Regions from separate parts of the Homo sapiens genome. Here region 1 is linked to region 2. A link is an interaction called in ENCODE POLR2A ChIA-PET data of the cell type or tissue named here. Cell type or tissue: CD4-positive, alpha-beta T cell. All regions are shown on one strand. Links, peaks and the distances in the headings refer to the core of each region. The heading gives the core; the rest is flanking DNA.

Evidence for each region. Peaks named below come from ENCODE experiments on the same cell type or tissue, not always from the same donor. Only the 100,000 strongest peaks of a DNase experiment are listed, where the experiment ranks them.
Region 1: POLR2A ChIA-PET joins it to region 2 with 5 read pairs; 7 of 35 experiments call an interaction of 5 or more read pairs at or near these places.

Annotation. Positions count from the first base shown.
Region 1 is chr5:132,236,859-132,239,758 of GRCh38, forward strand. No RefSeq gene overlaps it. Among named protein-coding and RNA genes, the nearest start is that of P4HA2, 10 kb to the left of the region's middle. In CD4-positive, alpha-beta T cell, for the core only: CTCF peaks have their summits at 1,563 (motif pointing right) and 1,765; a DNase peak (open chromatin) is centred at 1,593.
Region 2 is chr5:132,500,204-132,503,103 of GRCh38, forward strand. No RefSeq gene overlaps it. Among named protein-coding and RNA genes, the nearest start is that of IRF1, 11 kb to the left of the region's middle. RefSeq lists an enhancer at 811-930. In CD4-positive, alpha-beta T cell, for the core only: CTCF peaks have their summits at 1,166 (motif pointing left) and 1,368; a DNase peak (open chromatin) is centred at 1,138; H3K27ac peaks cover 492 bases.

The sequences.
Region 1 (2,900 bases), core at 222-2,721, 260 kb before region 2:
ATTGGCCAGACGCGATGGCTCACAGCTGTAATTCCAGCACTTTGGGAGGCCAAGGTGGGTGGATCATGAGGTCAGGAGTTCAAGACCGAGACCAGCCTGGCCAACATGGCGAAACCTCATCTCTACTAAAAATACAAAAATTAGGTGGGCATGGTGGTGCATGCCTGTAGTCCCAGCTGCTCGGGAGGCTGAGGCAGAAGAATCGCTTGAACCCAGGAGGCAGAACCTGCAGTGAGCCAAGATCACGCCACTGCGTTCCAGCCTGGGTGACAAAGCAAGACTCCGTCTCAAAAAAAAAAAAAAAAAATCACCACATGAGCTGTCAGTGGCTAGCCCTAATCCCAGTCTGCTACCACATAATCACAAAAGCCTGAATCACTGGTGTGGCTGAGGCCTGCTCACTCCTGTCTCAAGGACCCTAAACCCTCCTGTGGCCTCTTTCCTGCCCTCAACTGCCCTGCTAGTGTCAGCTCCAGTTGCAGCTCTGATCTCCCCTTCCCTTCAGTAGACACCAGCATTTGAACTTGCTAGTCAGCCCTGCCTTGTGGCCCTGCAGTACACTGCCCTGGGACTCTTACCCACCACAAGGAGGCCAGGGCACTCATTCCTCCAAAGGTCCTGACTACCTCATTCCACATCAAACCTATTCCACACACCCACATCCCACATAAATACATTTTAAACTTGACCACACAAGAACATGGCTGAACTTCAGTTGACTATGACTATGACATACTGTTAACATTTACTATATTTAGTATTTACATTTTTTATAGCTTTCTATATTTTTTTCATGTTTCAAACATTTGCATAAACCTGTGAGAAGCTTGATAATCCCTGAGCTTCTAGTGCCTGAAAAACAGAGCAACTTGGCCATAGCCTCTAGTAAGAGGGCTCTCACCCACAAACACACACACATACGCACACACACACACACATTTATATGCTCACGCACAGAGGGATTCACATGCATACGCAAGCGTGTGGATCTGGCCTTTCACATGAGAAGGAGGAGGTTCTGTCCTTTGTCCTCTGGCTCTGCCCTTAATCTTGACTCTGAACCAGAGCCTGATATTGACTTTGGACCAGGCTCTGGCCTTATTACTTACTCTGACCCTGAACCAGCTAGTTGCAGACTTGGAATCAGGAAGATGTCTACCTCTATCATCTGTAGAAATCAGAGCCCATGGGAGAAGGGATGGCTTGGACAGTACATCTTCTTGGCTGAAGAGTGAATGATCAAGGTGGTGAAGGTGGAAAGATGGCTTCCTCAAACTGGCTGGGTCGTTAGATGCTGTCATTGGTGGCTGCAATTTTGGGGGCAAGTACTGCCCTCTCACCCCAGTGGTCACCCAACAGCTGTAGGCCAGGTTGACACCAGTGGTCACCCAACAGCTGTAGGCCAGGTTGACACCCTGCCCTCATCAAGTTCTGGAATTTTCTCTGCACTCTCTCCTGGGGCACCAACAGCTATTTTTGTCCCAGGGCAAAGGTGTGTGAGGCCTTCTGGGAGAATCTTTTTAGGGGAGCTGCTTCCTTCTTGTCCAGAGCTGTAGTTGCAAAAATGAGGTTGGCCACCAGAGGGTGCATGGAGCTCAACAGGGCTCACTCAAAGGAGCAGCCCCAGCCTTGCTCAAAAAGCCCCTCCACTTGGTGCCCCATCCTTCCAACCTGCCAAGGTTTAGCTGAGACCTGTGACTAGGCCTGCATAATCATGAGCAACGGGAAGGGAGAGATGTTTTCCAGGCCCTGGGGAATGACTCCAATGCTGGGACCTCCACTGGCTGAGGAGGCAGGGAGGATATTGGGAAGACCCCAGATCCTTTCCTCAGCCCATAGTGATCAGGGGCCTTCATGGTCAGCTAAGTTGACTTGTAGCCTTGGGAAGCCTCAGGCTGTGGAAGCCTCAGGCCATAGGAGCCAGTAGCCCTAAGGAAACACCAAGGACTAGTAATGCAGTGAAGTTAGGAAAGGAGATGGGGAGACCTTGAACTCTGAACATACCCAGAATATCCTGGCTCTGTGGAGAGGAGCTCCTGGAGGAGAAGAGCCAGAGAAGCAGGATGGGCAGTCCTCATCTGGGTTTCTATGATGCTCTGGGATGCTTCTGTGATTGGACAACTAATTTATGGAGCACTCTCCCTGTACCAAGTGTTACCTAACACTTGACAGATGTCATCTGCTTACCCTTCCAGATCTCCTCTCCTGTCTCCTCTTTCCCCTGCTCTGCGCCCTGACTGCTGACCTATATGGATAGCATCAACAGGTTCACCTGCCCTGCAGCTTCTGGTTGGGTTCAACCAATGGGGAGTAGCAGGAAAAGATCAGTAGGGAAGAGGAGATGGACTTTGAGGAAGCTGTCTGCAGCCTAGACATGAAGGCCTGGCTCTATGACCTGTCAAGCCTCAGCACTGCCTTTGAAGGAGAAGACCAGCTGCCTTGGTCATGCTGAAGTGTGGCAAGCAGGGTTTCCATACTTGGTCACTCAGCCTAGGGCTTCAGGAACCCTCTACACCCTCACTTACTCACATTCAGTCAGTCAACAGACATCCCCTGACACCTCCCTTGTGTCCAGTCCTGGGTACCCAGGGACACAGAGATGAGTCAGAAAAACACCCTGCCTGCATGGAGCTCATGTTGTTTTTTGTTTGTTTGTTTGTTTGTTTTGTTTTATGGGGGGAGAGGAGGCACAGATGAAGAAATTGACGGTGAATCGCAGAGGCTGAGGGAGACTACAGAAGGGGAGACTCACTTGCCGAGTGGTCAGGTAGGAGGATGAGGTGTGGGTCTCCCTGCATAGTCAGCCAGGGGAAGTGTTGGAGGTCTGGGAGAATGGTATTGCAGCAGAGGAGATAGAATGAGCAAAGCCTGGGAGAGGGAATGGCTCATTCCCACGGAGA
Region 2 (2,900 bases), core at 103-2,602:
TAGTAGGGGAGGGCATTCCAGAACGTGAAAACAGCCCAAGGAAAGGCTTGGCAGCTCAGAAGTGCAGAACGGATCTCGCTTTTGGTGTGGCCTGGAGTAGCTGCCCCAGAAGCTGAGGCTGGACCAACCAGTAGGGGCCACACTCTGAAGAGCCTGGATGCTGTGCTCAAGAGTGGACTCTATCCTGGTAGACAGAGGCCGCTCAGGGCTGGACTGATGTTGCCTTCCTTTCTGGAGCCAAGGCCCAGACCAGGGTCTATCATCAGGTGTCTGTTGAATTAAATGCTAGGGCAGGTCTTGTGAGGGCCACTGGTGGCCTGACCTATGCTTTAGAAAACTTTCTGTGGCTGCTACAGAGGATTACGCCTGTGGCACACCAGGGCAAGACTAGGGTGAGATAGTTTCCTAAAGGCACAACATTTAAGGAGGTACTCGCTCTCAGGGGCCAACCCTATACTTGGGTGAGTCTGACGGTGAGTAGCTCCTTAAAGGTTTCACCCTAAGCACCTGCCCTGCCTGCTTGCTCCACCCTATCTGGTCCCTTCTGCACACTGGAGGCTGGGAGGTAGACTAGAGGCAGCTCAAGTGATCCAGGCATATTAGGGCTGTGGCCACAGGGGATAGAGATAGGCCTAGTTGAGAGCAGAATCAGATGACAGGATTTGCCAGGACATGAGACTGGCTGGAGCAGGACCCATCCCCCCTCCCTGGGTGCCCCATTCTGGGAGAAGTGTAGGAGACCCCCCACTCTGCCTAGGAGTCTATATGTCCACAGCCAGGGCCAAAACAAGATCTTAGGCCTTGGCTTCTGTCCTAGGTTATGAGTCTAGGGAACCAAGGACACTAAGCTAAAGAGAGTAGGGCAGCAGGTGAAAAAGCCACAGGCTGCCCCAGGAAGGCCCAGGCCACTGGAGACCACAGCTAGAACCTACAACCATGTCCCGAGACTGCTCGGCCTTGCCCTTTGGATGCTTGGGCACAGCAGGAAGGAAGTGATAAGGGTGCCTCCACTGCTGGATGGGGCGTGTCTGTCAGTCCATCTTCCCCCCGCTGTCTGCCCAGCAAGACCAGGGGCCACCCCCAGGTGCTCCCCAGGGGATTAGCAGCTTGGTTCCCCAGCCCACACCCCTAGAAGCTCTGACCCTATGGCAACAGCACCCCCTGCTGGCTAATATGGAAAACCAACCCCTTTCCCTCCTCTAGCAGGCGGAAGTTTAGGGGTCTTGGAGAAAGAGAAGGGTGCAGGCACAATGCTGCGGGAAAGGGTGGGGGCAGGAATTCAGGATGGACTTTGGCTATGGCAGATAAGCAGGTGCCACCTGGTAAACAGAGCACCTATTTCCTGATCAGTAGCCTTTGAACAGATGCCAGAGAGGCCAGGACACAAGCAAAGGCAGAAATGGGGGTTTCTAAGGTAACTGCTGAGCGAGGCTGGCTCTCGTGGGAGTCCCTGCCTTCTCCTACAGCATCATGGCCCAGGAAGGCCTGCATCCTCTGTTGAGCACTGTTCTCCTCAGGTGGGCTCAGGAACTCCCTCAGATTCCCCCTGAGCAAGCCACCTGGCCCCACAGAGGATTTGGCCTAGGACTGAAGGCTGAGAGCTAGGCCTGAGACAGGGTAGTGCCCCAGGCACCCCAAAAAGAGGATTTGTCCCTAAAATTCCTCCCGCAACTATCCAAGGCTAGGAATAGAGGCAGGGACACATCAGCAGAACAAAATCTCAGAGCGTCCCTGAGCAGCTGCCTGGCTCTTCAGATGCAAACCTGGTTAGACACACACTTCTCCTGAGCTCTAGGCCCATGGCTCAGGCACAAGGACCACCTCGGAGTGCTGGATGAGGTGCCCAGTGGACAGAGGAGTGAGAGGACCCAGTGTATGCCACTTTGACCCTTCAGCTGTGAGCCAGGAAGTCCAGGCAGACACAGCCACAAGCAGGGCCATGCCCTGGGCAGCCACTTCCCAGAAAAGTTTCTGCCGCAAAACAGAGAGAGTGGCCTTCCCTGCCCTGCATGACCCTGGCACCTGGAGTCCTCACCTCAGATAAGAAGCCAGTAGTTCTAGGAGTTTACTTACATCATGGCTCTTGATTACAGTGAAGACCGGGGCCTTGCCCTACCCCAGGGAAACTTCTCTCCCGGGCCAATGGTGTGGATGGCTGCTGTTCTCTTATGACTCAGTGTGGGCCTGGTGCTCAGGAGAGCTGCTCCTTCCCATGCCCTGGATGTGAGCTCAGCAGCCATCTTGATTCACCAGGACAATGTGAGCTCCACACACCACCCTCAGACCCTCACCTACCGGGCTCTCAGGGAGAGATGAGGCCTCCCGGAGAGTCCACAAAGAGAAAAAAGCGGCTTGGCTGCCAAAACTGCCCACGCACCCCAGATGCCATGCTCAGCTAGCAGCCCTGGTGCCACACAGCCTGAGAGCAGGTGGGAGCCATAGATGCAACAAGCTGTCATCAGGCATGGGAGGGCTGGGCTGCCATGCTGAGGCTGGTGGGGTGGGAAAATCAACTTGCAGCCACCAGGAAGTACAGGAGCAGAGTAAACAACAGTTGAGGTCAAAAGGGTCCAATTTCCTTGGACAAGCAGGCCTCAAGAAGGCCTCTGAGCTGCACTGCCAACTGTATTGTATTCTTGTGTGTGTTCTGTGTGAACCTAACACCCCCGGCGGCCAAGGGAAGCCCCTTGGCCCTCCCTTGGGTGGCAGCCAACACTAGGACCAGAGAAGTGGCAGTTGTGTCATAAAGTTCCCAAGACACTTCTGGAGGAATCAATCTTCTTTTTTAGTCTTCTCTGCTCATTTTTTCTTGTCATTTTCCTGTATGTGTATCTTTTCCCTCTCTCTTCTAGCCCAGAAATGCTTATTGACCACTGGTGGCCTATTGGGAGTGGATTACT